3 separate regions of the Homo sapiens genome follow, and all the other regions are linked to region 2. A link is a loop called in an ENCODE intact Hi-C map of the cell type or tissue named here. Cell type or tissue: endothelial cell of umbilical vein. All regions are shown on one strand. Each heading gives the region's core, and the rest is flanking DNA. Links, peaks and the distances in the headings are about the cores only. Region 1 overlaps NOX4 (NADPH oxidase 4). Region 2 has its middle 32 kb from the start of GRM5. Region 3 overlaps NOX4 (NADPH oxidase 4).

Region 1 (10,790 bases), core at 1,914-9,913, 240 kb before region 2:
TTTTGGTATACTATACAAATCTCAACAATCCCAAATTTTGTGTTTTATTTTTTGCAGAGATAAAGCAGGAATCTTTTCCTATCCTACGTGTAACATTTGACCTATTTATCTTTATTCACACTATACAAGTGATACACATATGTATCCTTGCTACAAATATTTCAAACAATTCTGATAAAGTAAAATCCTCTCTTACTACCTTCCCTACCTAATCTATGTAAACAGAGGTAACTCTTAAGTGTTCTATAAATTATATCATACTATTTATATTGTTTATGCAAATTCCTTTATTAATTGATTACTGTGTCTTGACTATTTTTTGGTATTAGTGCATCTAGAACTACTTCACTGTTTTTCCCTGTGCCAACAGTTAGAGATGATAGACCCACCAGATTCTTTTAGAGTATTTCATTGTATAGATTTATCTAGTTTACTGAACAATTCTCTAATGTTAGATACTTTTTTATTACAAAGAATGCTGAAATGGATATCATTATATATACCTCTTTGTGCATGCATTCACTCATTCAGTCAGTCATTCTATCATTCAGTGTATATTTATTAACTGCTTACTATCAATCTGAAACTATTCTAGGATCTGAAAACTCATCAGGTGGCAAAATAAAACCAAGTTTCTGATCTCATGTGGTTTACATTCTAAGGGGGCAAGATAGACAACAACCAATAAATACATCCAGCATCAGGTTCTGAGATTCAGGTTAGGACAAAGAAGGAAGGGAAAGTAGGAGTAAAGCAGCGTAAACAGTAGAGAGTGTGTTAATTTATATTGCATGTTCAAGAACAACCATCAAACAAAATGCTATAATGCCATTTGAGCAGACTTGACTGAAGTGAATGAGCAGACTAGACACATATTTTGGAGAAAAAAAATCAAGGTAGAGAAACCTAACTTCATAGGCAAGGGCTCTGAGGCAGCAGTATGCTTGGTGTCCTGAAAGAAGAGAAAGGAGATCTGTGTGGATGAAGCAGAGTAAGCAAGAGAAAGAATAGTAGGACAGGCAATTAGAGAGGTAGTGTCTGTGCTTTTCTGGGAAGAGGTGGATTACGTAAGTCCTCCAGACTTTATGCAAAATAAGTAAATAAAAATAAATGAAAACATTGGTTCTAGGTATGTACCTAGAAGAATTAAAAGCAGGCAATTGGACAGATATTTGTATGCCAATGCCCATAGAAGCATTATTCACAATAGCCAAAGGATGGAAACAACCCAAATATTCATCAATAGTTGAATGAACAAATTATGATATACACATACAATGCATAACTATTCAGCCTTAAAAAGGAAGGAAATTATGACACATAGTACATGGATGAACTTTGAAGATATAATGCTAAATAAATATGCCAGACACGAAAGCAAAAATATATTATGCTGTCACTTATAGGAGGTCCCTAGAGTAGTTTCATTTGCAGAGGCAGGAAGTAGAATAGTCTCTACATATGCATCCTTGCTAAAAATATTTCAAACAATTCAGATACAGTAAAATCCTCTCAGGTTGCCAAAGCCTTCGGGGAGGGGGAAGTGAGGGGTTGTTGTTCCATATTTTTTTCTAGACTATTTATTTTTGCAGGTATATTTTTGCCTCGTGCATTTTTGTACAAGAGAAACCAGAGCCCATTATTGAATAAGCGGAAGGAAGGAACAGGAAAAAGTGTCTATTTGTTTTGTTTTATATTTGCTAGCATGCATAAATTAAATCACTATTGTCTTTTTTTCTCAAGAAAATCATGTTCTTGATGAGTAAACTGGTACAATTTTGAGACTCTTAAGGAATAAAATAAGGAGTATTTCAGAAGGACTAATATTTGTACAGCATTCAGCATGCTAAATTTTGTATCTATAAAGATAACAGAAAATTATTCCCTACCACTACCACCATCAGAACTAATTAATACCAAGAGGCCAGATTATTAACGTTAGAATCTGTTATATATATTTCTGTGTATGTATGTGTGTGTGTATTCATTTTCTTATAGATATTGACTATGATAAGCTAGGTTGTGTTAAATTCTAGAATCAAGTATGTTAGAATAGGAGAAAATCTGAGTATACCCACAGAATTGTAATAAGTCTATTCCTTTTTCTGTCCTCTCAGTTTTGGCAAGAGAACAGACCTGACTATGTCAACATCCAGCTGTACCTCAGTCAAACAGATGGGATACAGGTATGTGGTTGATGTTATCGTAAATTAAACAAGCCTCTTGATAATAGATTTACTGTAGGAGCTGTGGTGGAAGAAAATTCCTGCAGGTGGTTCGAACAGAAGTTTCCTAGAGGAAAGCCTCCTTTGGAATATGTCCAGGAAAGTCATAGCTTGTCCTTGAAGTCAACCACATTATGCCTTCCATTTGTCCTTCTCACAGGGAGCTTTTGAGTCTGCCCCTCCCCTCTTCACTATCGCCTCAAGTTCTTCTAAAATTCAGACTACACATGAACAGCCTTATGATTTCTTTTTATTGAGGGAATGTTTTATGTGGAGAGAGAAGATGAGTTCGTATACAGTTAAGCTTATTTCTAGACAAAGAAAACTAAAAAATAATGATAGCCATCATGCATTATTTATTTACTGTTCTAGGAACTATGCTAATAATTTCACATATATTAGTTTATGTAATTAAAACAGAGTCAAGCAGTAAATGTTATTCCCATTTTGCAAGTGATGAAACTAATATTTGAAGACAACATTGAAGAGCTGGACTGGTGTATAAATCTAGGCATGAATGCATTCACAAATTTTATTTTAGTACTTTTTGTCATACATTTTCACAATACTTGGAATACAACATTTGAATGTTTTCAGTTACCTCAAAACTAATCTAACTCTAAGTTTTCCAGTCGTATTTCTACCCTACTTGGTATGTAAATAGTATTTCATTTTACCAGTCTCACGAAGTAAGTCAATATCACTTTTCCTCCTGGTATTGCGATAATTAAGGTATGAAGCATAATTTGCATCTGGTTCTCAGTTTGCCTGCCTGGGACTCAGATACTTCCTCCTTTCTCCGCAGTTCACTCTGACTCTTCACATTGATTTAGATCTAATGCTCTGTTAATTGCAAACAGGAGCCTGTTCACAGCCATTTGTTGATAGACCCAATTTTGGAGTTTTGCTGTCTTGAGCTGTCTTGTCTAGGATTATTTCCCCAAATTTACGATGACAATTTGTAGTATTTTACTTATATAATGAGCCAAATATGACAACTGTATTTGTGGTGCCAAAATACTTCAATGTTGAAGTCTATGTGCTGAGCCTTTTTGAGATTGACCAATTAGAATTCATTCTTTGTCTTACACTGCAGTTCTTTAAAGATGAAACAACTAACTGAAGTCTAAGAAAATTAGCCATTTGTCAGAATGGCATTCAAGGAGATTAGTTCTAACAATTGATTCATTTAAAAATCAAATTTTTCTACCTTTTTACCAGAATAGATTTTGTTTGTTTGTTTAAAAACAAACAAATGGAATTCAAGGAGATAATGAATTTTAAAAGAAAGAAGAAAGGAAATGATATTTTGAAATAATTGTACGTGATAGGTTGCCATTTGATACTTACATTCTTTATATCACAGCAATTTGGTGGGAAGCCGCAGCACCAGCAGAAATGATGTTAGAGAACTGGTTTACTTAACTAAATATCGAATAATGTAGTGCTTTCTTTTTGGCAGAAGATAATTGGAGAAAAATATCATGCACTGAATTCAAGACTGTTTATAGGACGTCCTCGGTGGAAACTTTTGTTTGATGAAATAGCAAAATATAACAGAGGGTAAGTACTATACCTCAAAAATTTGATATGTGGCTAATAAAATAATTAAAATATTTTCAAATAATTACATGAAGTTTGAAAATGAATTGGCAATGAGTTTACCAATGACAAATTCACTGAAACACTCTTTCACTATCAAAGGAAGAAGTAAGGCAGGTATCGTCCTACATTTTTGTAATTCCAAATAATTAAAGTTTGGCTTAGAAATAGTCTACAGTGTATTTATGAGCTAAACTCTCCTATCTGATTATAAATTTGTATAGGCCTATATTAAAAATGGGTATTCGCTCCCACAGCATATATCAGGTGATCCTAGGAAAAGTTTTCAAAATCATGTTTCCAAACAAAGAATTTTACAATTAGTTCTAACAATGAATTCATTTAAAAATCACATTTTTTGTACCTTTTTTTACCAGAATGAATGTTTTTTGTTTGTTTTTCAAAAAACTCTCTGCATTGTAATATGCAGTCTTTAAACCTAGAATATTTCCAAAAATATTATTTAGAAACTATAATTTTATAAAGAATCTTGTTCTTATGGACTACGTGTCTATGATCTGAAGAAATTACTAAGAAGGAAAGCTTCCATTTCAGGGCACAGACCAGCCAGCCCATTTGTCTTTTGTAAATTTATCATAGTGCAGAGCACTGATCTATAAGAATTCTAAGAAGATTTTGAAAACTATATAACCACTCACGTATTTTTAGGTTTACATCTAAATAGTTTCATCATAAGTTTACACAGTTGTAAAAGATGTGATTTCTAACATATTGCAGATATTGACATTTTGTAATTAACATAATTTCTTTAAACATATCCACTGGAATATAAATACAGCTAGATGATACTGTCATTTATTACAAAAATACATAAACTCTTCTTTTAGCAGTTGGATGTTTTACATCATTCTTTTTCTTTCATTTAAGTTGTATTTCTGTCCCATTAACCCATATAATTTTATTAAAATTCAATTTATTTTTACATTTGAACTAATCATATTTTTATTGCTAACCTAATCCTAATCATACTTCTGCAAAAAGAATGAACATAAATTAAATATTTCATTTTAAAATTGCCTGTAATCATAAGACTCTAGTGTTAATTTTTACTTCTGGCTTGAGTTATCATTTCAATTACTTTATATAGTTGAACACTTCATAATTTTTAAAATATATTTTTATAAACATCAAAAGGATATTTGATTATAAATGTACAGGCCAGCTTATTAAATGGATATTTTTTAAAAAATCCAATTTAGGAAATCATGGATGAATATTATTTATTGAAGAAATCACTGATTCAAGATGATCCCTATCTCTACCTTCAAAGATTTTGTTTTAGAAGTTACAGAATGGAGGCTGGGAAGCAAAATTTATGAAGGAATAACGTTACCCATGTGATTCAGATTACAGTCATGTTTAAAACACTTTTGTAGTATTACCCTTCCCTTGATGAAGTAGTTTTGGGATGAAGATGTAAGCATGATTTACAAAGCAGAACTTTTTTGTAATATTCAGAGTTGAAATTTAGAAAAAAATGATTTCAACCCACTTTTGGCTATCTTCCTTTCCCATCTTTCTCCAGTATCACCCATCTTAGATGTGATAATCTTGTCATACTCATCTGTCTCTTGCTATGCATTGCAGACATGTTCCTCTTTAGTGCCATTTACTGACTTCTGACAAGAATTTTTTTGTTGATTTTCACTGTATATTGCTGAAAACTGATAGTTCTTTGGCTGAATTCAGAAACCAAATCCCTAAAGAGCAGATTATTTACAGGGAAATAGATTGAGGCTGTTGGTTCCTACAGTTAGTTCTCAAGAAGTCTCATTTGTTAGGCTGTTTGTGTTTTAGAGCGATTTGTGTGTGTGTGTATATATTTGGTAGTTTGTTCTTTTTCTGGAAACAATGGAAAACTGGTTTAAGAAGAGCAAATGTGCACCATCTGCTGTTGACATTTTGTACAACACTTTGACTTTGTGTATTGGTTCTCAGGCAGGTGCCTGAAATGTGTTTACATTTTCTGAAGGATTTTTATGTAGCATACTTAGGAAAAGAATGGATCAACATTCTTCAGGTCTCATTAACTGGACAAAGGCACTGTGTAAATGGATGGTTTCATTTACAATGTAGCATTTTGATTAACCTCATGCACACAAATTGCTGAAAACATATAGAGATAACAGTAGGGAAGACAGGCATATAAGTTAAGATTTTAAAATATCATGGGTTGGGCAACAGTTTTTATCTTTCAGAAAGTGATTACTTATTAAACCAGTAGGCATTAGGTTAGTATACTATGTAGAATACAAATTTAAATTGCATTAAACCCTTCTGGCCCAGAGGTAATGACTGGTAACTCTTCGTTATGTATTCTTACAGAAGCTTTTGTAAGTTTGTGTGAGAGTGTGTATGTGTACTTATGAAAGTATATGTAAACATATGTTTGTATGTGTGTGTGTGTGATATATATTTAAAATCAAAACCTTAGTTTTTTAACAAAAATTGAATCTATGACAAGTAATTCTTCAGCTTACTTTGTTGTTTTTGTTGTTTTATTTTTTTCTTGGCTTTGCTAGGAAGAACGAGCTAACTTTTTAATGATGTGCTTCTTTTGATCATGGACAATTTCTGTATAATTGTACCTCAAAGTATTCTAGAGTATGAATAACATGACTCCTACTACCCTAATTCTTTATATTTAGATAACTTATATTTCTTTACAGTTAAAAATAGTGCTGTGGTAATTATCTTTGTACATACTTTCTCATGTGAGAGTATTGCAGTAGATTAAGATCTTTGAGTTGGAATTGCTGGCTCAACAGGTATACACATTTAGGTACTGCTCTACAAAAACTAAAAGTCAGAATTAATTTACTTTCCACATGTGTGTGACAGTCATTCCTTTCTTTTGTTGCTTTTTTTAAATTCAGAAATTGAATTATATGATGGTATTATATGATCATGGAAAGTGAAGGAGCTTTGGGAGTCAACCTGCCTTCATTTTTATTTTACAAATGAAGAAGCTAGGACCTCAAAATATAATGATTTATCAAAAGCCATGGTTAATGAGCCAGAATGCAGATATGAACACAAGTCTCCTGACTGCAAGTTCATTGTGCTTTACAGCAGGGCATAGTCAGCTTGTCACAGATAAAGAGTGGCAATCTTATTTTACCATGTTCCCCTTAGATGGGAGGTAGGGAGGTGCTGCAAGAAATTCCCATGTTTACTATGAATGCTGTAGCAGAATGTTAACTGTAACACTAAAAGAATTAATAACTAATTATTTTGAAATAGAGATATTCTAAATATTACATTGTAAACCATTTAGTATTTAATAAACTATTAGAAAATTATTTATTATATCTAACCCAAACTTGGTTTCCTATTGTTTGTAATTAAAATGTATATCCTGTTTTGAGCTGTGAAGTTTATTCATGATGCAAAGAGAGAAAGAAAATTTGAACTTTGTTTGGCTTTTTGAGTAGAGAATTACTACTCTGGGATTGGGTGAAATCTTTGAGATTATATCTTTATTTTACTGCCTTGTAGTGTTTTCAAACAATACAATTTAAGAATAACTAGGTTTAGTCTCTCACATTTACTCCTGTGACCCTGAGTCAAGTGACTTCTCCTGGATCTGTAATACAACGAGTGAATAAGCTCTCCGGGGTGATTAAGTTCTCATTATGTAAGATCCTGCGTTTACAAATCTACATGAAAAAGCAAGTATGAACATTTATAGAACTAGTTTCTAATGTCTACCCCCAAACCACATTTTCTTAGTACCCGAATCTACCTCCACTCATTCCATCAAAGGTCTAGTAGACAGGTCTCCAGATAATTGTTGGATTGCAGCATTCTAATGCAAATTTAGTACAAATGAATTGCAAAGATTCCTTGTAGAATTCGAAAAAGAAAAAAAAAAAAGTAAGATTTCATTAAGTTAGTGAGAGTGACATTAGGGAATCCTCAAATCGCACACACACGGAGAGGATATCAGAGAGTTAAGCTAGTTAATAATTGCAAAAGAAAATGTTAAAGAAACACAAAAATCATAACATCCTGTGTGATTTAAAAATAATGATTTTTATTATTATTTATTTTATAATTAATACTTGATTTTATTATCAAGTATTTAACAAGGGCCTTTAGGAAATCTGAAAGACTTGCCAAACTAACTCTATAATTGCCCTGTCAAAGCCAAGCAAGAAAATAATGGTATCTTATTGCCATCATATGGCGTTGACAGAAAGTTTATACAAAGAAATAAAATGACTCAATTCTCTTTTCATTTTAATGGAAGCTACATTATGTTTCAATAGTAATTTAAATTTTATTAAGTATAACATCATTTATTTTCATATATTTTTATTTCTTTTGCTCACTTTGGGTTTAATTAGCTTTTTTTAATTTTTACTAGTTTCTTAAAATGGAAACATAGGTCATTGATTTCAGACTGTTTTTCTTAATAAAAGTGTTTAATGCTATACATTTTCCTCTAAACACCACTTTTGCTAAAACTTATACATTTTGATTTGTTTTCATTTTCATCTCGTTCAAATATTTTTTATTTTTTATGTTTTTTCTTTGACCCATGGGTTATTTTAAAATGTTGTCTAATTTCCAAAAATGAGGAAATTTTCCAGATATCTTTTTGTTCTTAATTTCTAGTTCAATTGGGATTTGATCTAAAAATGAACTCCTTGTGATTCTAATCCCTTAAAATGTATTGACACCTGTTTTATTGCCCAGGATATGTTCAATCTTGGTGAATGTTCCATATGCACTTAAAAAGAATTTGTATTCCATTATTGTTAGATAGAACATTCTACAAATGCCAATTAGTTCCAATAGGTTGATAGTGATGTTCAAGTTTTCAATATGCTTACTGAATTTCTGTCTGCTTGTATTAATTACTCAGAGTATTGAAATAATTAACTATAATTATGAATTTATCTGTCTTTACAGTTCCATCAGTGTTTGCTTTATGTTGAAGCTTTTTATTTTCAGTGTTTAAATCATTTACATTTAATTTAATGAAAATACAGTTGGCTTTAAATCTAGCAGTTCACCATTGCTTTGTACTTATCTATTTGTTCTTTCTTTGTTTTATTTTCTTTTTTTACCTTGATTTGGGTTGAATTTTTTTTTATAATTCCACTTTTTTCTCTAATGTTAGCCATGCCTCTGTATTTTTTTTTTTTTTTCTTTTTAGTAATTGCTTTAGGTTGTTGGTTCCTGAACTGGATTCCTTGGACCAGCATCAATTGGAATCTTGTTAGAAAAGCAAATTCTTGAGCCCTATCCAAGATCTGCCAAATCAGAAACTAGGGATGGGGAGACCTAGCTATTTGTGTTCTATGAAGTCTCTAAAATGATTCTGATGAAGCCAAAATTAAAGAAACATTGTTCTAAGTTTACAGTATACATCATTAGCTTATCACAGCCTATTTTATTTTTTATGTTTATGTTTATGTTTATTTTTTAGAGACAGAGTATTGCTCTGTTGCTCAGGCCAGAGTGCAGTGACATGATCTAGACTCACTGCAACCTTGAATTCCTGGGCTCAAGAGCTCTTCCCACCTCAGTTTCCTGAGTAGCTGGAACTACAGTTGCATACCACCATGCTTAGCTAATTTTTAAAATTTTTTGTAGGAATGGGATCTCACTCTGTTGGCCAGGCTGGTACTTTGAATAATATTGTAACACTTCATGTACTTCCATTTCTTCCATCCGTTTTGCTATTTTTGCATTCATCTTACATATACATATGTTATAGTTCTCATTATTAGTATTTTTTGTTTTAGACATCTAGCATATATTAAAAATATTAGAAATTAGACAAAATAAATATTTTATATTTACTGACAGATTTTACTATTTTGGTGTCCTTCTTTCCTTTGGTTGATTCAAATTTCTATCTAATTTTATTTTCCTACTTCTTGAGTAGTTTTCTTTAGTGTCCTTTATAGTGCTGGTTTGCTGACAATTCTTTCAGGTTTTGTTTGTATACAGTTTTTATTCCATCTTCATTTCTGAAAAAATATTTTTGTTTGGCATCAAATTTGCTTGTTATATAATAGTTGATGTCTTGATTTATATTTTAGTACTTTGAAGATATCACTTCATTGCCTTCTGACTTGCATAGTTTATGACAAAAAGTTCACTTTCATTCTTATATTTCATTCTTATATTTTCTGTTGATGATTTGTAATGTGTCTTTTCTCCCAGTCTGTTTGGTTTTATGTTTTTCTTTTTGTCACTCGTTTTTAGTATTTTATTATCAATTGCCTAGGTATAGTTTCCTTTGTGTTTATTCTCCTTGAGATTTAATGAGATCTTTTATTTTTTTTTTTTCTTCTCCCTTGGTCTTCTCTCATGTTGGACTGCAGTTACATGTATTTTTGACTAGTTGTTTTGACTAGTTGGTATTGTCCCACAGGCCACTTATGCTCTGTTCTTTTTTTTTTTTTTTTTTTCAGTTTTTTTCTCTGTGGGCTTCAATTTGGATAATTTCTAATGCTTTTTCTTCAAGTTTACTTTTTCTTCAGCAATGCCTGTTCTTTTATTAACTCATCTAGTATATTTATCATTTCAAATATTGCATTCCATCTCTAGAATTTATGTTTGGGCCTTAAAAAATATTCCATTTATCATCTCATCATGATTATGCTTTTCTTTAAATATATGAAGCCTGTGTATCATCACTGCTTCAATGACCACGTCTGTCATCTCTATCATTCTGAGCCTGTTTCTGTTGAATGCCCTTTCTCCTTGTATTAGTTTGCTAGGGCTACCATAGCAATATACCACAGACTGGTGGATTAAACAACAGCAATTTATTTTTTCATAGTTCTGGGGGCTGGAAGTTTAAGGTCAAAATGCAGGCAGGACTGGTTTCCTGAGATCTCTCTCCTTGACTTGCAGATGGCTATGTTCTTGATGCCTCTTCAGGTGGCTTTTTCTCTGTGCATGCACTTCCCTGGTGTCTCT
Region 2 (10,790 bases), core at 1,277-9,276:
GGAAATAATTAACAGATGAGACAGCACTGTGAAGACACCTGATGAATATTAAATATTTAAGAACAGCTCTAGAGTAAGGAGATGTCGTGTGCAACGAGATAGGGACAATTATTATTACATTGATTCTAAAAGGATCAGTACCTTATAAATTACAAATACTTCGTATACCACAAAGACAGACTACTTAATTGTTTTATAGAATTCTCAGATTCAATTCTAAGAAGCTAGTAGGCAGGATCCATGTCCATTATTAAGCACCAGCATGCCACAGGTGTTTAGTAAATGTGTGTTGAGAAGTCATGAAGGGGGAGAAAAGGCTGTGTTTTTTACTTTATAGATTATTAGTGAGAATAGCTGAGTATAACAGTCATTGACTTACTGTATTCCTATTTATATTTCCAAAAATCATAAATTATGTTTAATGACTAGCATATCTAGTCAAAAAAGAAGCCAAGCAATAGGACTTAGCCAAAGGAAATCCCAGCTTCAGCATACTTTTTAAAATGGCACTGAGAGAGTTTAGGTAGCAAGTAGCGGGACCAGAGGAGAGGGGTTTCAGCTGACTTCTCAACACACATTTACTAAACACTTGCAGCATGCTGGCGCTTAATAATGGACATGGATCCTGCCTACTAGGTTCTTAGAACTGAATCTGAGAAATAAGAAAATGTGGTAAATGACTAATAGAATAAAGAATACAGTGCTGTAAAAGATGTGACAAATACATAGCAAATGAAAAGAGGGGAAAGGGAATTTGAAAGTGTGGTGGGTTATGAAGGGATTGATGTAGAAGGAGACACCTCAAATAGGCTCTAAAGGTTAGATGCATAACCATATATTCAAGCCCTTATCTACTGATTGTAAGAATCAGCGTAGCACAGGATTAAAAACACCACATTTAGAGCCAGAAAGAACAGAGCTGCAATCTTGCTTTTCATTATTACTAATTGTAGGACCTTGACTATATGACATTACTTTTCTGTGTCTCAATTTTATAATATGTAAAATGAGGATAATAATAATAGTGCCATCTCATTTTATTATAAGAGTTATGTGAAAAACTATAGAAAAATATTACACAACCTGGCAAACAGGCAGCAACAAATGCATGTAAGTTATTATTATGGTTATTATTGTTGTGATTTTAGCTATCTGGAGACCCACAGAGATGAACTGATCCCTTTACTCATTCTTACTGCCATGAAAATATGATACTTGAAGTTGGGGCAGCATTCATGTCACCATGGGAAACAGCAAAGAGAACAATATAATGTTGGCTCAGCTTTCACTGAACCTTTTAACCATACTGGCAGCATCTTACTGCCAGACTGCTTGTTATGTGAGAGCTGTAATCCATGTATCTTAAGTAATCGTTTAACAGGTTTTCTTTACCTGCATCGCCAAACACTCCTAACTGATACATTGATCATCCAACAAGGCAATTTTAGAGTGAATAAGACATAGCAGGCACTGTAAGACATTATATGATTTTGATAGGTGGAAGTAATTTCATATTTGTTCTAGATGATAATATTTCAAAGACCCACTGGATCCCAGATTGAAAGGAAGCCAAGAACTTCATACACTCAAACTGAAAGCCCATACCTTTCATTCCCAAAATATCCATGACCATGACAGAATCCGGGTTTCCTCATTCATAAGATGAAAGTAAAGAATAAATACTTTATAGAACTGTTGTGAGGATTAAATACAATAGTCTATGAAAATTTTCTTTCATAGTGCCTGGCAGTAGAAATCACTCAGGAATTGGTATCCATTTACATTATGAAAGCAGCATATTATCATTCCCTAGTGAATTTTCTTGAAAAAATTCTCAGTTATTTAATATGTAATAAATTAGTCTCTTCATTCGAAGCATACATTCTTCCTGGATAGGGTTCAAATGTTACCTTTATTTTTAGTCCTTTCCCCTCATCCCCAGTGCCACAACCAATCACAGCCCAACTCAGAGAACATACTTATTTTTTGTTTTGTTTTATAGAAACAGGATCTCACTATGCTGCCTGGGTTAGTCTGGAACTCCCGGCCTCAAATGATCCTCCCGCCTCAGCTCCCAAAGTTCTGGGATTACAGGTGTGAGACACCACACCCAGTCACAGAGGACATGCTTATTGAAATGAACATTTTCAAACTAGCTGTAGGTCCAGAACCATCATTATCTCTTTGCATATGGAGGCTGCTTCACACTTCCATTATATAGATGCAAATAACCTGAGAGTTGTTAAACAATTCTATAATACCAAGTTGTCCTTGGAAGTCAACATTTCTAAAAGCTAAATAGGAAAGCCTCACCTAAGCTTTTCCTTGACATATGCATTTGGTTCCTGGGTATAATGAAGAGAAACTTGCAAACTGTGAGATAATTTCATTTAAATAGCTCATTTTGATTATAATTTAAGTGGTGATAATAAGGAAGCATCCTAAGCAATGGCTTTATTAGCATAATTTTTGGAAGTCTTGTTAACTCTATGTGACAGAGTTGAATATAAATTAATGAATAATTTAGAGATAAAAAGTTTCTGCTATAAATTATATTTCCAGGTTCTGAAGTTATGAAGAATAATAATTAAGGTCACAGGCACTTGGATCAGATAGACCTAAATATTCCCAGCCTGTCTCTATTTCCTGTGGGATTTTGAGAAAAAATTAATATCTCTAAGCCTCATTGTTCATTTGTACAGTGTTGATGATCATTGTATTTACTTAATAGAATTGTGATAATTAAATTAAAAATGTATGGAAAATGCATTAAATAAGGCTGGCATACAATAATTGCTCAAGAAAAATTGACTAGTCATCTTGCGATTTTCAAGTATAATCTATATCTCAGTTAGGCTCTCCCTACTTCTTAATTTCTGCATTGCATTAGCTTGAACCCCACGTTCCATACTTGAGTTTCTCTCTAATATTGCTGACATTATGAGGAAGGTCAGTTCTCATAGCCATGTTTCAATTTGGATTTCAGATCTGCCAAAGGATCATTCTTTGCTATTGTGGGAATTTCCCTTTATTACCTCCTGGTATTAATTCAGGTAAAACCAAATGTATTCCCCTAATTTTCTTATGTAACTAATTTAATCCTTATAAGACCCTATTGCCAAAGTAAGCACTAACATTTACTTTTTTTTTTTTTTTTTAAACAACCCAAAACTCATTAATTCACTCTGCCAAACGACTGGGCCAATTCCACCTGGTCTCTATTCTTCCTCTACTTATCTGATAATAATGATACTAATGCTATCCACAACCTCCCTCCCCAACACAAATATATGAGAGAGCAGTGGGGACTGTGATTAAATGATAATGTTGATTTTTGCTTTCTTTTCTGCATTTTGAATAAAGAAAATGCAATTTTTGTATAAGTTTTTACTGCCTTATATATGCACAAGTTTGAGTTGCAGTTAAGCACCCATGTAAGACTAAAAGCACAGATTTCCCCTTGCAAAGACCTGCTTTTGGCCTATTCTTGGTTATAATTTAAGCAGACTGAATCGTTTTGCAAGGGGAGCCCATTTGTTCAAGGAAGACCATATTTACAGTCAAAATTCATGTGTTCTTGTTATGACTTCAGTATCCTTATCGGTCCAAAGATAGAACTAGTATTTTATCTGTACAATAGGGTACTTATGATGGATAAGTTAGAAAATCAATGTTAGCACACTTTGTAAATTATAAAACACAATACATGAGTTACACTAAATTGAATTGAGGCAACATGGCAGAAGAGAAGCAAACAAACAAACAAACCTGGGCTCTAAAATGAAAAGACCTCAGTGGCTGACCCAAACAAGCCTTTTTACGTCCCTTTATTTCACTACCTCTCAGAAATGAGGCAAATGATAATAATTAAAATAATACATTTTTACAGGTATCTTATAAAGGTTAAGAAAGATAAATGCTTTTTTTTTTTGTCTTATTTTGTTCGTTTTTACAACATTGTCGGAAAGGAAAAAAAAAAAACGTCAATCCTTATTCCTTTCTCTGTTTTTTTTTCGGCTTTAGATGGTAAGAATATTGTGTGACTTTTAAACCAGAATTCCTGTTAGTTTTGTTTTGAGAGAGATGCCGGCAAATCTGCTGCAGTTGACAGGTGGCAGTGTCCTGGTCCTGAGGAACACAAGGGACAAGGATGACCTCTGGGCTGTTTTGAACCAAGGGTCATGGGTGATGACCGTTTTAAGAAACTACTGCTTCCCTCTAATACATTTTCAACTTTATCTGCTTGATATCACTGTCAGGGGACTGCTCAAAGCATTCAATATGTGGAAGGCTTCCTGCTAGGTATGCCTCACAGAGGAGGTATTATATCTGGTTTCTGCAGAGCACAATGTAGAAATAAAATTTGTCATCCTGCTGCCCTTTTAAGAAAGAAGAACTGTAATAATTCCCATTTGTGTTAATTACCTCATATAATCAACTGATTAATTTTTGCAAGAAAAATTATTGAGTGTTTATAAGGTACCAGGTACTGTGCTAGTCCCTGGAATTGCAGCGATAAACCCCAGAGGTGGTCTTGGGTCCCACCTTCATGTTATTCCCAAATAAGGGAATGATCTGAGGCTTCAGTTTTATATACCCAGTTTAAGCAAGGGACTTGAGATTAATAAATGTTTACTATGGAAAGAAAGAAAAGTAAGGTCTGAATCTTGAGATCTCATGGTATGCTTAGAAGCCATTGTGTTCTTCATTGGGTGGAACTTAACAGGGGTTGAATGGGTAGGAATGACAGGAGAGGAACCTGAAGAATAGACAGAGGCCATAGTAGAGTAGACATTCATGTTATGGGATATACTTTAAGGATCTATATTATCTAAGGGCACTAGAATCGTCTCTGATACACTATACTCCCTATTTCTTCCAAGGCATGTGAAATTCAAGACCAGTCCCAGCTCTTATAAATAACATTCTTCTCAGGCCATTGCTTTAGCCAGTGAACTCACCTCTTGACTGACTATATTAGCCATTTGTTTGAAGACAACTTCATTCTTCAGTAGGGGAAGACCTAGGCCAGCAGCAGCTCTTACTCTGCAACCCTCTGCTACCCTCTTCTGGTGGTAGCCTGTCACTGCAATTAACCCTTCAAATCCAGGTGAATCTATTCTAAGTGTGGTTGGTAATGGCCAATTTAGGAAAAGTGACATGGGGCAGAAAACATAGCCAGACCCAGCTCCTGGCTCTAGAAAACCAAGTCCATTCACGGAATCTGACATCTTAAGGCTATGGCAAGAGACTTCATGTGGTGGGCCAGGCAAGCAGGCTGTATGAGGCCAGGAACATGCTAAATTACTCTCATGCTTCCAATAAGAGGGTAGGCATGTCAATAACAATGAAAATATTACTTTTCATTCAGCAATATTAGAAAGCACAAGCAGCAGCAGGTAAACCAGCACCTCCTCGTGTGGCCTTTCCTTGTCATCTTGCTTAAAATATCTTCAAATTTCTATGTCCATCCTTGTTTCTCTTTTCTCTTTAATGCATTTTTTACCATCTAACATGCTATGTTTATTCAATTTTCTTAGTTGGCTGTCTATATTATTAAAAACTAAGCTTCAGGAAAACATGTTTTGTTTGTTTTTTCTTTTGTCACTGCTATATCCTCACTTATATTAGGACCTGACACCCACTAGTTGCCCAATCAATACTTTTAGAATAAAGAGATATCAGTAGGAAACAACCCTCATTCATGGGACTGCAGGTTTGAGAAAAAATCTGCATAGTAAAAATACAATGAGGTCTCCCAGTCCTGCTGCTTAGATAGTGAGGACCAGGAATAGGACAGTAGATATGAATTGGGTTGCCAGAACTAAGCCCAAATATCATCAGAGTTTTGGAAAGTGTGATTGTTGGGTTTGGCTAAAGTTCTCAAATGTTAACAGAGCATAAGAATAACCTGGGAGGCTTATTTAGATGAAGATTCCTGAATTCCTACCTCCCCAAATTATAGTTCAGTGGGTCTGGATGGACGTTCAAAATCTGAATTCTTAAGCACCCTCAAAATAATACAGAAGGCCCTCTGATGACACTTTTAGGAAAATAAAACCCATCATAGTTCGAGGTTAAAATTGTTTTTGGAGGTTAAGGGAGATTGTGCAGGTGGGAATTTTGCTTGTGGAAAAAAAAAAGAATGGAGGCAGAAGGTGAAAACAAGTGAAGCCTAGGGGCGTCAGATGATCATTGCATGCCCAATTTCAATGCTTAATAAATTGTACTTTCTGCAATTATATTCTCAAAGATTAGATTTTAATATATAGCAAGTGATTCTGACACCAAAAGCACAGAAGTCATACCGTAGAAATGCTGGCATAAAGGGAAGGGAAGGGAAAATATTTTACTTTCTATTATGTATATGTGCCAGACACTGTGCCAAGAGAACTTTACAAAGAGGTGAATATTATTAACCTTATTTTACAGATGAAAAAACATGAGAATCACACATGATATACCACAGAATCACTGTGCCAAGACAGCTTTACATGGAGGTAAATATTAACATTATTTTACAGATGAAAAAACATGAGCATCACACATAATATAACTCCCTGAGGTCACACTGATAAAATAGAGGTGAACTGTGACTCAGATAAAAGGACCCCTGAATCTATTCCCTTAGGTTATTCTATTACGTACAATGATTGTCCTGCAGCACACACATTAAGATTTGTTGAACAGATAAATGTGAGGATGATTTAGTGAACAAATGAATAAGTGATAGCATAGTCAGTGTTAAAATAGGTGAATGTGAGAAAGCTGATAGTGACCACATGGTATCATTCTGAACCAAGACATTCATTTGAATCACTAATATAGTAATCTGATGTGATTAATCAATACTAGGTTTTAGGCAATTCATATTTCTTCATTGACATATTTTGCAGATGAGGTCAAGTTTATTGATGTTCAATGTGCACAGAGTATATACTCTTTTAAATAATTTAGTTACATAAATTTGGCCAACTGTATGAGGTTTTGTAACCCCTACCATAGTCAAGACATAGAATCTTCCCTGGTTTAATTTTGGAATTACTCTTCCCCGACCACTAGCTCTTACCAAAACAACAAAAAAAAATCTGATTCTACCCTTATAATTTCAACTTTATATCTTATCTTACAGATTCATCACTAATTATTTTAGGGTTTTGATGGTACTGCAAACATTTTTAAAATTTTAATTTAAAATTGTTTCTTGCTAGTACTACAGCCTTGAAAGTGATTGCCATCCTAAATTTTGTGTGCTAAGCACCTCTTTTGACTTCTCTTAATAACACTGTGGATAGTGTAAAAAAATACAACTACATTTTGTATGTTAACTTTCTGTTCTGTGATTTTGTTAAACTGATTAGTTCTAGTAGCTTTTGAGGGGTGTATTTTGTGGGAATTTTTACATAGACTATCATGACATCTATAAATACTCATTTATTCCTTTCAAATTCATATACATTGTCTTTATCTTGTCATATTGTTTTAGTAATGATCTATCTCCAGTACAATATTAAAGAGATTTTAGAAAGAAAAAATATTTTTGACTTGTTTCTGATTTTCAAGAGAGAAAACATTTAATTCTTCACTCTTATGTGAGTTTTTTCAAAGATACACTTTAATAGTTTGAGAAAATTCTCTTCAATTCTTACTGTCGTGCAAGTTTTTATTACGAATACATTTTGAATTTTTGTCAAATATTTGTGTAGGTCAGTTGAGATAATTATTACTTTTTTGTATTTTGTTTATATACTTAATTAAATTACTCTCCAGTAATTTAATCTCCACTGACATAATGCTGGATTTATAAAATTAAACTTATTTAATAATGATATCTTACACTTTTGAAAATATATGGCTGGATTCAATTTGTAATGATATACCAGGCAAATATCAGCCAAATTATAATCAAATTGATTTCGGAATAAGAGACAAAGGTGGTTATGTGGTTATGATGGGTTAAATTCAATAAGAATATGTAATAATCCAAAATGGGTATGCAAAGAATAACAGGGTTCAAAATACAAAAAGAAATAGCTAATAGAATAAATAGAAAATACACAATTATATTTGTAGAGTTCTATGCTTCTCTCAAAATAATTGATAAAATAATTAGAAAAACATTTGTAAGGATATAGGCGATCTGCACTAAGCTATCAGCCAACTTGACCTAATTGTTATTTATAGAACATTATAGCCAACAAAACATATAAAGCATTATTTCACATGTGCATAGAACACATCAAGATATATATCCTGGACCTATAAAATATTAATAAAATGATTATAATCATGTATGCACATCAAGCACAATGGAACTAAATTGAAATAAAGGAAGAAATGAGAAAATCTTCAAATATTTGGAAATGTAAGTAACACATGGATAAGAAAGAAATCTCAAGGGAAATTTTAAAATATAAATGAAATAAATGGAAAGAAAAGTACAATATATTAAAATGCTAGATACAACTTAAAGATAAATTTATAGCACTAAATATTAATATTAGAGGGGAATAAAGCAATGAATCAATGGTCTAAGCCTTCAATTTAAGGAACTAGAATAAGAAGAGTAAGCTCTAAATAAAGAGAGAAAAAATATAAGGGAATAAATTAATGAAATAGAAATCAGTACAATAAGAATAGGAAACTAAAAACAATCGAGAAAAGGTGACACTGAAAGCTGTTTCTTCAAAAAGAGCAATAAAATTAATCTCTGTTCAAAAGGATCAATAAAAAGTACAAATTACCAATATTAGGAAAAAAAGACACTGCATATATTAAAGGGACAATATATTATATGAAAAGACAAAAAATCTAAATAGCCAAACAATTTTAATAATTTTTATTATAGTAAAACACATAACTGAATTCAACATTGCAACCATTTTTAAGTGTATAGTACAGCAGTGTTAACTATATGCACACTGTTGTGCGACATATTTCTAGAATTTATTTTTATTTTGCAAAACTGAAAATATATACCCATTGAACAACTCTTCCTTTCCCCTCCCCCAGCTTCTGGCAAACACCATTATACTTTCTGTTTTTAAGAGTTTTACTACGTTAGATATGTCTTGTAAATTGAAACATGAAATATTTGTCTTTTGTGACTGGTTTATTTTGCTTGGCATAATGTCCTCAAGCTTTATTCATGTTGTAGTATGTGACAGGATTTCCTTATTTTAATGCTGAATATTCCATTGTTGATGAGCATTGAGACAGCTTTCACCTCTTGGCTAATGTGAACACTGCAGAGTAAACATTGGTGTGAAAATATTTCTTCCAGACCCAGTTATTAATTATTTTGGGTACATACCCCGAAGTGAGATTGCTGGATTGTATGGTAGTTCTATTTTTAATTTTTTGAGGAACTTTTATACTGTTTTCCGAAGTGCTGTACCATTTTACATGACCACCAGTACTATAAAAGAATCCAATTTGTCTGCATCCTTTTTGATCCTTGTTATTTTCTGGTCTCTGTTTCTGTTTTTTATAGTTACCATGCTAATTGATATAAGGTGGTAACTCATTGTGGTTTTGATTTGCATTTCCCTGATGATTCGTGATGTTGAGCATCCTTTCCTATAGTGATTGGCCATTTCTACATCTTTGGATAAATTTATATTTAAGTCCTTTGCCTATTTTTCCATCAAGTTATTTGTTTTGTTGCTGTCATTGTTACTGAATTGTAGGTGTTGTTTTTATATTCTGAATATTAACGCCTTATCAGATATATGCTTTGTAAATATTTTTACAGATTCCATAGGCTTTTTTAGTTAGCTGATTGTTTTCTTTTTGGTAGAGAAGTTTTAAAATTTGATGTAGTTCAGTTTGTTAATTTGTTCATTGTTGCAGTGCTTTTAATGTAATTTCCAAGAAATCATGCCAAGTCCAACGTAATAAAGTTTTTTCCTAAATTTTATTCTAGGAGTTTTATAGTTTCAAGTCTTATGTTTAGGTTTTTAATCCATTTTGAGTTAACTTTGGTACATTATATAAGGTAAGGGTTCAACTTCATTCTTTCATATGTAGACACCCAGTTTTCTGATACCATTTGAAAAAGAGACTCTCCTTTTCACATTGTGTAACCCTGGCATCCTTTTCAAAGATCAATTGACCATATATGTGTGGGTTTATTTTGGGGCTCTCTATTCTGTTCCATTGGTCTATATTTGAGTCTTTATAGCAGTACCATGTTTTTGTTACTGTAGATTTATGATATGTTTTGAAACCAGAAAGTATGAGATCTCTAGCTTTGTTTTTCTTTCTCAAGATTGTATTGGGTATTTGGGGTCCTTGGAATTCTATGTGAATTTTAGGATTTCTATTCTAAGAAAAAGGTGCCATAGAGATTTTAATAGGAATTGTATTGAACCTGTAGATCACTTTGGGTAGTATGAATATTTTAACAATAATGATTATTCTAATTCATGAACATTTCATTGTATTTATTTACATCTTTAATTTTTTCATCAATATTTTGTAGTCTGTAGTGTGCAAGTCTTTCACCTTCTTGGTTAGTTTATTCCTAAGTAATTTACTCTTTTTGATACTATTGTGAACAAAATTGCTTTCTCAATATCCTTTTGTGAATTGTTCCTCATGAGTATATGAAATTGATTTTGTATCTTTCAACTTTGCTGAATTTATTAATTTTACTACGTTTTTTTGTGGAATCTTTAGTATTTTCTACAAGTAAGATTATTTCAACTATAAAGAGATATAATTTTGCTTTTTCCTTTCCAATTTGGATGGCTTTAATTTCATTTTCTTGCCTGATTGTTTCAGCTAGG
Region 3 (10,790 bases), core at 2,357-10,356, 310 kb before region 2:
AATGTTCTGTAAATATTTATTAGGTCCATTTGGTCTATAGTGCAGATTAAGTCTGATGTTTATTTCTTGATTTTCTGTCTGAAAGATCGGTCCAATGCTAAAAGTGGAATGTTGAAATCTCCAACTATTGTTGTATTTAAGTCTTTCTCTCTCTTTAGCCCTAATAATATTTGCTTTACGTTTTTGTGTGCTGCAGTTTTGGGTGTATATATATTTACAATTGTTATCTCATCTTGCTGAATTGACCCCTTTATCACATTATGATTTTTTTGGTCTCTTCTTATGGTTTTTGTCTTGAAATCTATTTTGTCTGATATTAAGTATAGCTTCTCCTCTTCCTTTTTGGTTTCCATTGGCATGGAATATGTTTTTCCATCTGTTTATTTTCAGTCTGTGTGTATCTTCATAGGTGAAGTGTGTTTCTTGTAACCAGCAGATCATTGGGTCTTTTTGTTTCTCCATTCAACCACTGTAAGTCTTTTGATTGGACAGTTTATTTCATTGACATTCTATGTTATTGCTGATAAGTATGGCCTTTCTTGTACCATTTTCTTATTTGCTTTCTGATTGTTTTGTGGTCTTCTCTTTCTTCTTTCCTTCCATCCTGTCTTCCTTTTGGTGAAGGTGATTTTCTCTGGGGTTATGTTTTAATTTCTTCTTTTTCTATTTTTTATGTATCTGTTGTATGTTTTCTGATTTGTGGTTACAATGAGGCTTGCAACCAATATAACCCACCTCAGGCCCACAGTGAGGTACTGCGTAGCTACTGCCTATGTTCATTCAAGGCCCAAGGACTCCTCAGTCAGCTTGTAGTGAATGCTTCCAGGCTTGGGACTTTTACTTCAGGATAATGCATTCCCCTCTGGCCCAGGGAGTGTCAAGAAATGTCATCTGAGAGCCAGTGCCTGGAATCAGGGAACCTTGCTTGGTGCTCTACCCCACTGTGGCTGAATTGGTATGTAACCTGCAAGACAAAGTCCCATTCACTCTTCCCTTTCCTTTTCTTACGCAGAAGGAGTCCCTCTCCATAACAACCACAGTTGGGAATTTGCTGGGTCACACCTAAAGCCAGTACATCTCTCAGTCTCACCCAAGGCCCATGGCGAGTACTGCGTGGGTACCACTGCTGGTTATTCAAGGGCCAATGGCTCTTTAGTCAGAAGATGATTAATCTTGCCAGGACTGGGTCCTTCTCTTCAAGGCAGCAAGTTTCTTGCTTGCCCAGGGTGTGTCTAGAAATGTCATTTGACAGTTAGTGCCTGGAATCAGGGCCTCAGGCCTCTGCCCAGGGCCCTATCCTACTGTGGCTGAGCTGGCATCCCAGAGGCAGGACAAAGTCCTCTTTATTCATCCCTCTCCTCTCTTCAAGCAGAAGGAAGAGGTCTCTCCCAGAACTGTGAGCTGTGTTGCCTGAGCTTGGTAGAGAGGTGGTGCAAGCACTCTCTTGGCTGCTCTGGCTAGTGTCTCACTGGGGCGTGTGCCACCCACATCACTGGCTGTGAGCCCTGCACAGCACCAGGACTTGCAGGGAATTTCAGTCCTTTAAACCTAGACTGCCTTTCAAGTTTATTTACAATCCCAGAGCACTTTAGCCCAAAATGGCAAGGCTTGCTGAGACTTAGGTTTTGACTGCTAGAATGGGCAATTCCTTTTTGGCTAGTACTGGGTCTAAATGCTCCCTCTGTGGGCTCTGGCTGAGTTCCTCCTGGTGTTGCTTTTCATTGTGACAGGGCAACACTGAGTTCTCTTCTCCCTAACCTCCTTATGTATCTGCGAGTTCCAACCCAAAAAAGAAAAATAAAATAGAACATTGTGCCATATTCTAGGTAAACTATAGTGGTTCTGGGGATAGGAGTGTTTATTTCCCATCTTTATGCAGGGAATCCCTTTCACATATCACTCACTCAGTATTTACTGGATGAAGCTGAATTGCATTAATTAGTTTAAGCTAGGAATGTGTTGTCCTTCTAGGCTCTTCCAATTTTCCTCAAGTATCAAGGCATTACAGATGACAATAAAGGATAATCTCTAAATTTGTTTAACTATAACTTGGACTGTCATTTTGTAACTATCATTTATATTTAGTCTTATCTAGGTAATTAGTTATTATGGCAACTAGTATATTGATTCCCACGCCAAAGGAATTAGCTTTTAAATCTTAACTATTTTGATTATATTGTAGACTGGCACATTTTTGTTCGGGGTCTTTATGCATTTCTGTGGCTAAAAAATCTGAAAGAAAAGAAAACCCATGCCTCTTATTTTATTTTATTTTATTTTATTTTTTGAGACATGGTCTTTCTGTGTTGCTCAGGCTGGTCTCAAAAGTCTGGCCTCAAGTAATCCTCCCAGCTCAGCCCCTAAGTGCTGGGTTTACAGGCATGATCCAGCATGCTCAGACCCAGCTCTCCTGATTTGTTTTATTTCACTTTTTAGTTCTTCAATTTTTCACTTAAATATATGGGGTGAAAAATATTATTGAATAATTAGATCTCTCTTAGATGGAATCCAAATTCTTCTCCTCCATAATATTTACATATTTTCAATATGTTAATAAATACAATGTCCTATATAACTATGATCTTTAAGATATAAAGTTTTTTTAACTTTATATCTTTTGTTTGCCAACTTCCAATTTTGTTTGCCAACTTCCAACTTTTTATTCATTGGATTTTTAAATTTTATGTAAAAAGTAGTATTTCTCTATAGTAATTATGGACTAAGATCTTATGGTTTATTCACATTTGTTGATATTTTATGCTGTAAGCCAGTTGGCAGTAGGGATTGAGGTCATGTGATATTTACCCCATTAACGATGCCTTACATTTCTATAGCTTGTATGTATATATGTCTGCTTATATACATATAGTATATACAGAACATTTTTATGTACATGAAGTCATTTATGCTGTAAGTTGTATATATTAATGGATTTTCTTAAACTTCCAAACTGCGAGTTTATTTTTTCCCCAGTTTTGGAGATAGACCAAATACTTTTTCACATAATTTTTATCTCAGTTTTTCTGCAGGGAACTTTTTTATATTAGCCAGTGTTCACAGCTGGTATTACAAGATGAGAAAGTTGGGGGAAAGGAGGAGGAAAAAGCACTGTATTTATTTAAGAAACATTTTCAGTATAGTACTTTCTGAAACATGAAATAAATATTTTATCCTCCACTGTCATTTTAGTGAAGCATGAAAGCTGAGGAAATACTAAGAAGTAATGGATGCTTACCTTTTTTTTTCTTTGCAAGGGGTCAAAGCTCTTCCCTTTTTATACCCGTGAAGTACAGAGGAACAGGTACTATTTCTCTTTTTCAGTTAAGGAAACTTAGGGAAATGACCTATTTTACTTCAGGTACTCAAGGAAGTTGTAAATGTTGATCCTAAGCCCTTAAGACCCTAGGCTATACATTAGTCAGCTGCACAGAGATTGTGGCAGAATCAGCTACCTAATTTGCAGGGCCCACTGCAAAATGAAATGTGGGATTCTTTGATCAAAAAATTATTAAGCGTTTGGAGATAATGACAACAGAGCAGTAAACCAATAGCAGGGTCTTTCTAAAGAGCAAGGTCCGGTGCACCTGCACAGATTACAAACACATGATGTTATTCCTATCTTGTAAGCTTGGACCACCCCACCAGTAAGAGCTAGACACAATTCCTGCTGTGGTTAAGCTGCAGATGACAGTACTCTTAGCTATCAAAGGCAAGAGCCAGGAAAGAATGCAGAGGCAAGAACTCTGTTAGGCCAGAAAAACAAAGTAGGGGTGGGAGTAAAAGCTTTGGTAGGGTGGGTACCCAGATACTTAGGATTTCCTGAGGCACACTGGATCTGTAGTTTAGGAAAGCACTCTACTTCTAAATGCACCTAGCAAGTAGACTTTACTCTCTTGATAACTGTCTGTTACTTAATGTTACTGTCTGTTACTTAATAACTGTCATGTTACTACATGCCATTTGCTAAAATATAGACCTCCTTTTTGAAGGTTGAAAATGAGGTCGAATATCTGTTAAAACCAGATGACTCCCCAGTCAAGTGTTTCAACAACAATCACAACAAAAGTTGTTTATATACTTCTGGTCACTAAGTTAATCAATGAATATTTATTGAGCACTTATTATAAGTCATAAGCACTATTTTAGGCAGTAGAAAAATAGCAGTGGAGCAGGATAAACCCTTGACTTTAAGAAGTGCACATTCTGGTGGATTCTACAGAAGTTAGAGAACTGCAATAAATTTTAAAATACACAATTTGGTTTTATTGTTTGAATTAAACTCTTTTTCTTTGTACTTGAAGCAAAATAAAAATAACTGTCAGAATCAAGATATATTTTTACCATAAAGAAAAAAAATCATATTATAAAATATTAGGAAAAAAAGTAGGTTCCTAAGGGATAAGAATTTTTTTCTCCTCCTTCAAGATAGATTAAAATACCACAAATATAAAGGTCACATAAGTGACACTCATTTGTGGGATATTTTTAACATGAAATTAAAGTAGGGATGATTCTGGCATTGTCCTTTTGTCAGGTGTGGTATTTTGTAATATTTATCTTTTGCCATAAAATCATGTTTTGATTACCATAAAATCCTGTTATTACTTAGTAGGATTCATTTAATGTATTATATTATTTTATAAGACTTTGTCACAGCCGGGTATTAAAAAGAAAGAAACAAACAGAAAGCAAAACAAACAACAAAAACACCAAGATAGTATAATTATAATGCCTCTTGAGGGAAACAAGGGAAAAAAAAGAAACCTACAACTTTGAAACATGGTTGAAAGTTTGATAGCACATGTTAAGATCCTTTTGAATGCAGAAACAATTTTGAAACTCCATAAAATCCTTTATTTCTCATGATAGGAGAACACTAGACATTCCACAGATACTTCAAAATTTCTCCTTGGAACATCATATAATGAAACTTAAAACATTAATAATAAACACTTATATTTCCACATAGTCTGTGCACCTCCTTTCCTCATCCCTCACCATGTCATTATAACTTGGCAAGACTCTCTGTTTACCATTCACTAATGTCTTTTTCCCTTCTTGTTTTTTGCTTTAAAATTATTTAGCATTTGTTTATGAAAGCTACAACAATACATACAAGAATGCTGTCTTTTTGATTCCTACATGATTTGCTATATTAAAACAAATTATGTGTTTATTGTTTGCTTTTAAAATCAATTCACTAGAAATGCATTAGAGATCTATTATGTGCAAGAAAAGTATTAGAGGGATGCAGAGGTTTGGCAGTGAGTATGAATGTATAAGGGATAAATGCATAAGACATGATCCCTTCTACTTATTCAGGAATAAACCAAGTACCTTTGTGCATATGGCTTCCTCATATTGGAATGCCATTCTCCTATTCTCTAACCCCTGGAATCTCTACATCCTTCAGCTGCCTTCTTCTCTGTGAAGCCTTTCTGGAATTTTATAATCAAAGTTCATTACCCATCTCTACTCTCAAGAGGTTATCATATGTTTATATGGCATTAATAATTTTGCCCTTTTTAATTATCATTTTTGGTTCTATGTTTGATTTGACCCATTATATCTGTGCTGTGGCTATTCAATTTAAATTAAAGTGAAATAGTATTAAGAATTCAGTTCTTCACCTGTACTAGCCAAATTTAATTGCTCAATAGCCACTTTTCTCTAATAGTTACTATGTTGGTCATCAGAGACTTAGACCATTTCCACTATCACAGAAAGCTCTATTGGACAGTGCTGCTCTAGACTGTGCATGCCTTTGAAGGCAGTGACCATAATATTGAAACTAATAAGATTCCAAAATTAATAAAATAATATGTCTAAATGAGGTATATCACAGTGGCGGTGTGGGGCAAGAAGCAGGGGCAGTATTGTTTGGCAAATAGACACAGAGCTTTGTGTTATCTTAAGTGGGTTCTGTTACATTTGAGAAGATTTCATTCTACTTTAAAGAAAGGCATGCATCTAAAATAAATAAAGGTACCAGGAATTTAAAACACCATAAAAATCATATAGAACATGTGCCTCAAATTTTAATAAATGTGGCCACAGTGAAGTAAATGGATTAGGGAGATAATATCAGATTTTGTCTATCAATCCAAATATCCTTAATATCTAGTCTACATTCCTTTTCAATATTCTTTAGAAAAAGATTGTTATAATGGCCTTCAAATATAAGAATTCTAAGAAATTCTGCACTAATACCAAAGAAATGAGCACTTTTACTCTTTACTCATACAATGAAAAAGTAAGTTATTGCATTCAATTGAGCTTGAAAAATAACACATAAAAGTATTGGTTTGATAAAACATGCTCCCTCCGTTTCTAAGTCTATAGCCATATAAAGCCATCAAATTTTGCTCAATGTATACATTGGTCTTCAATTTAAAGATTGTCCATAAAGTAGTGTGGATATTTTGCAAGGGGAATAGGCCTGGTACAGAGGAAGGAGCACAGACTTTGGAATCAGACTAACTGGGCTTTCAGTCCCAGCTCTGCAGACTGACATTATTGTGTTGGGAGATACTTAAGTACTCCCAATCTAAGGCCACTAATCTTTACCATGCAAGTTTTTTTTTTTTTTTCTTTTTTAACCAGTAGGTGGCCTTTCAATACTGAGTTAAAAACCTGCCTTCCAGTGAACTTTCAGTACCTTCACCACCTAATTACAGCCAAATGACCTGGGATGTCATACTTGAGTTTTTTTTTTTTTGATGAATGATTTTATCATTGTCTGTCTTTAGATCTTATCCATATTTCTTTGGTGGCAAGAGTTACAACTAAGACAAAGTAATCTGAGCTCTCTATTCTGTTTGTTTTTTGTGTTTTTAGGCATATACCATATTGTTTTTATTACTATAGTCTTGAAATAAAGCTTGAAATCTGAAAGTAAAAAAAGAAGACAAAGTAAGGACAGTTTTAATGGGGTTTTAGGACAGAGATGGCCTATGCTATTTAGCTTGAGTGTAGCTGAACATAATACAAAGCTCTCAAAATTAAAAGGAATTTTAGAATAATACGTGCCACTTTATGTGCCAAGAACAGCACAAATGTTTGATTGGGCTGGCCTGAAGAACTTTACTGTATAGTAACAACATTCACTACTCTAAGGACCTAGAGCATGGTAGAGTTATGTCCACTTGAATGTTATGACAGGAGAAGGGATTAACGACATTTATTTGCCTGGTATTAAGACCCTAAATTATAAGCAGCCCCATTCCAACACACACACACACACACACACACACACACACACAATCTGACTTTTGTTTATTTTGAACCCCTTTTACAATGCCTACCTATTTAACCATCTGATTTGCTTTGCGTGACATAGGGGCATAGAGTGAGCTAGGTAGGTTTCTGAACCCTATGCTTTGACTATACTTAGTTAATCTCTTACCTGAATGAAAGCCTTAGGTTTCTCATCTGTGTAATATAAATAAAAACACTTACCTTGTATGATTATTTTGTTTTGAAGTTTAAATGAGAAATAGATGTTCTAAAAATTACTGATATGATACTTTCTTAGCAAGCATTAATCTTCCCCCTTCCTTACATTTCTCAGAGTTATGTTGTGAGGATTCAGTGAACTAATGTGATATATCATGAGAGGTGAAGAGCATAGAATTTGAATCAGATCTGAATTCAAATCTTGGCCCTGCTACTTATCAACTGTGTGACACTGGGGTATTATTTCATCTTTTAAAATATTTTTGTTTTTAAATTTTAAAATGGGAATAATGATCCTAGTTCATGCAGTTTTTGTGAGGATAATGTAAAATGCATATACATTTCCCTGGGCTAGACCTGGTGTTTTCCATACATTACTAAGCTATTATTAAAACACTACCCCAGTTACTATCTGTAGTCTGATTTATGTTCAGCTTCTTTGAAGATATCTTCCAAACTAGATCATGAGTTTCTGGAGTGTTAGGAGGCGGATTTGACTCTGTTGAAGTCTGAAGAACCATTGGAGTAGTGCTAAGTGCATTATGCTCATGTCTGTTCAACTTTTGGCCAGTAGAATAAATGCTTGGGGTTTTCTACCTACTTAGCTATCAGTCACTATCCTTCCGATGGCCAATAGGAGCAAAAGGTTTGGGTAAATTATTAATGTAAAGAAAGCTGAATCAAATTCCTAGGTTGTCTAAGTATAATATCCCAGCAATTGTATTGGGTGACTAGAAACTTATAAATGATTAGTGACAAAAATTTGGCTCAATTTTGTATAATATTTATCAATTTATCTCATACATAGGCTATATCTACTGTATTACTTTAAAAAAAATGTATGTTTGTGTGTGGTCTACTATGATGTCATGTAATGCATGCCCCTGACATGTACTGAATGCTCCCTAATGACTTCATGATGACTAGTTTTAAGGAAGAAAATAAAATTTAAAAAAGGAAGTGAGCATAAGCAAAGAGGGAAGAAAGGAAAGTGATCAGGATGAGGAGATGGTGAATACAACCAGAGACTGGCCTGGTCATTGCTTTCCTAACCTTCATATATGGATCTCTTAGTATCATTATACAGTTTTGTTTAAAAATATTATTTTTGTAAAAGCATCATAGCTGTTATTTATTTATTTTTGAGACGGAGTTTCGCTCTTATTGTCCAGGCTGGAGTGCAATGGTGTGATCTCAGGGTCACCGCAACCTCCGCCTCCCGGGTTCAAGCAATTCTCCTGCCTCAGCCTCCCAAGTAGCTGGGATTACAGGCATGCACCACCACACCTGGCTAATTTTGTATGTTTTTTAGTAGAGACGGGGCTTCTCCCTGTTGGTCAGGCTGGTCTCGAACTCCTGACCTCAGGCAATTAAACTACTAAAATTAAGTATTTGAGAGCATGAAAGATAATTTAAAAAGCATGTACTGTAAACCAACCAAAAACAGATAATCTTGGAAATAAATTTTTCCTTAGTATTCTTTAAAATAATAAAATATACTGCAAAATTTTCAAGCATTTCCAAATCTTACTTTGTCATGCAATACTTGCTTATGCAGCAGTGACCTTGTTGATGCTATGTACAATCTGTCATTTTATGGATTATCCCTACTAGGTAGATGTTAACCACTTCTTGACAAGAAAGGCAGGACACAGAAAGTTGAATGGTTTGTCTTGGTTTCTCACAAAATAAGAAATAATCAGAATGAGATTTTTATGGTGTGGGCTCTCCTGCCTGATTTATTATTTTGAACTTTTTATGTGGTTCTGTCTATGGAGAAATTGAAAAGTAAACAGATTTAGGGACTGATTGCTGTATATACATTGTTTTCAGACCATAGGAGAGACAAACTTCCAGTTCCAGTTATTTCTGTTTAACATTTCTCTGCAAATCAGCAAGGCTTGTTTTATCCAGGCTTGGCCAAGTTAAATATATTCCCTGTATTTTTCCCTTATGTTTGGATATCTAGCAAAATATTCCTCATTATACTGTTTATTGAAGTGAAAACTTGTATGTGATTGTATGAATGCCTAATAGTCTTGAAGTAAAGGCCATCAAATTCAATAATGCCTGGAGAGATTGCATGTATTCTTCTCTACCACATATTTATAGCATTTGTTTGGAGTGCCAAAATTTTTGTTTTAGTTCTATAGATAAGAATTTCTCAAAATTTTTTAAGATTTTTCAATTTCTCCTAAACATAATACATAAGGAACACTTTTTGGATAAATGCTGTGTAAAGTTAGCAAACAAAAACAAAAACAAAAACATTATTTTCTTTTACCGTGTCCCCTGATCTCAAATCTTTTCATTTCTCTGTTTGTTTGTTTTAAATGTAATTTTAGAGGGCTGCTGAAGTATCAAACTAATTTAGATACCCACCCTCCCGGCTGCATCAGTCTTAACCGAACCAGCTCTCAGAATATTTCCTTACCAGAGTATTTCTCAGAACATTTTCATGAACCTTTCCCTGAAGGATTTTCAAAACCGGCAGAGTTTACCCAGCACAAATTTGTGAAGATTTGTATGGAAGAGCCCAGATTCCAAGCTAATTTTCCACAGGTCAGATTAATTTTGTGTTTGATCTCCACAAAGTTTGTTTCCATTTGACTGATCAACATCACATATAAATGTGTTTTTCAAGCTATATATTCATGCATAATAGGATATTTCAGGATGTTTCAACAGTAAGTTAGTACCTATTATTCCATTACAGGTACCTGAGAGTTCAATGCAAAAGGTCTATGATATTAGAGGATATATAACATTTCTACTTAACTGACCATATGACCTTTGCATACAACAGCATTGGTGCTTGCAGCCAAGAGATGACAAATATTTTTTCCCATCATTTGAGAAAAGCTGATTGAATAATAAAAATAGTAGTTAAAAAAACCTACCACCAATACCACAAATTATTATTTTATTGTATTATATTATTATGTATAATATTGTAAATAGTAAATAGCAAAATCAATTTATTGAATGCTTAATATTATCTGCCAGGCATTGTGCTAAAATGTCCTGTATGCCTAATACAGAACACTTATTAGACATACAGAATGTTTCTTGCAATATTCGCAATGACTATTTGAAGTAATTAATATCACCCTCGATTTTCTGATAAAGAAATTGTACTTACCTTGATCAAAATCTCCAAACCAGTAAGTGGCAGAGGAAGCATGTAAACCCAGGTCTTTGACTAATATGCTTGCTCCTGGTAAACGTCCATAAGTATTCAGCGATTAGTTCAATAAGGGCCCTTATCTTCCTCTGTGCCTGTGAGAACTGCCCCCGTGCAAATTACACCTTTTATTCCTCACCTATAAAAAGTG

Evidence for each region. Hi-C counts contacts between places; a loop is a spot of excess contacts. Peaks named below come from ENCODE experiments on the same cell type or tissue, not always from the same donor. Only the 100,000 strongest peaks of a DNase experiment are listed, where the experiment ranks them.
Region 1: a loop joins it to region 2, with 7 times the contacts of the local background. A loop is called at or near these places in 3 of 110 quality-filtered maps.
Region 3: it touches region 2 in a loop (5-fold over the local background); 9 of 110 quality-filtered maps call a loop at or near these places.

Annotation. Positions count from the first base shown.
Region 1 is chr11:89,328,843-89,339,632 of GRCh38, reverse strand. It overlaps NOX4 (NADPH oxidase 4), which reads left to right. Exons shown (of 18, transcript NM_016931.5): 16 at 2,118-2,186; 17 at 3,688-3,788. Among named protein-coding and RNA genes, the nearest start is that of TYR, 160 kb to the right of the region's middle. In endothelial cell of umbilical vein, for the core only: a CTCF peak has its summit at 5,739 (motif pointing left); DNase peaks (open chromatin) are centred at 2,342, 5,732 and 7,372; H3K27ac peaks cover 1,747 bases.
Region 2 is chr11:89,092,364-89,103,153 of GRCh38, reverse strand. No RefSeq gene overlaps it. Among named protein-coding and RNA genes, the nearest start is that of GRM5, 32 kb to the right of the region's middle. In endothelial cell of umbilical vein, for the core only: a CTCF peak has its summit at 5,063 (motif pointing left); DNase peaks (open chromatin) are centred at 4,973 and 9,153.
Region 3 is chr11:89,401,553-89,412,342 of GRCh38, reverse strand. It overlaps NOX4 (NADPH oxidase 4), which reads left to right. Exons shown (of 18, transcript NM_016931.5): 9 at 9,801-10,017. Among named protein-coding and RNA genes, the nearest start is that of NOX4, 84 kb to the left of the region's middle. In endothelial cell of umbilical vein, for the core only: no CTCF peak of the experiment used is centred there; a DNase peak (open chromatin) is centred at 6,602.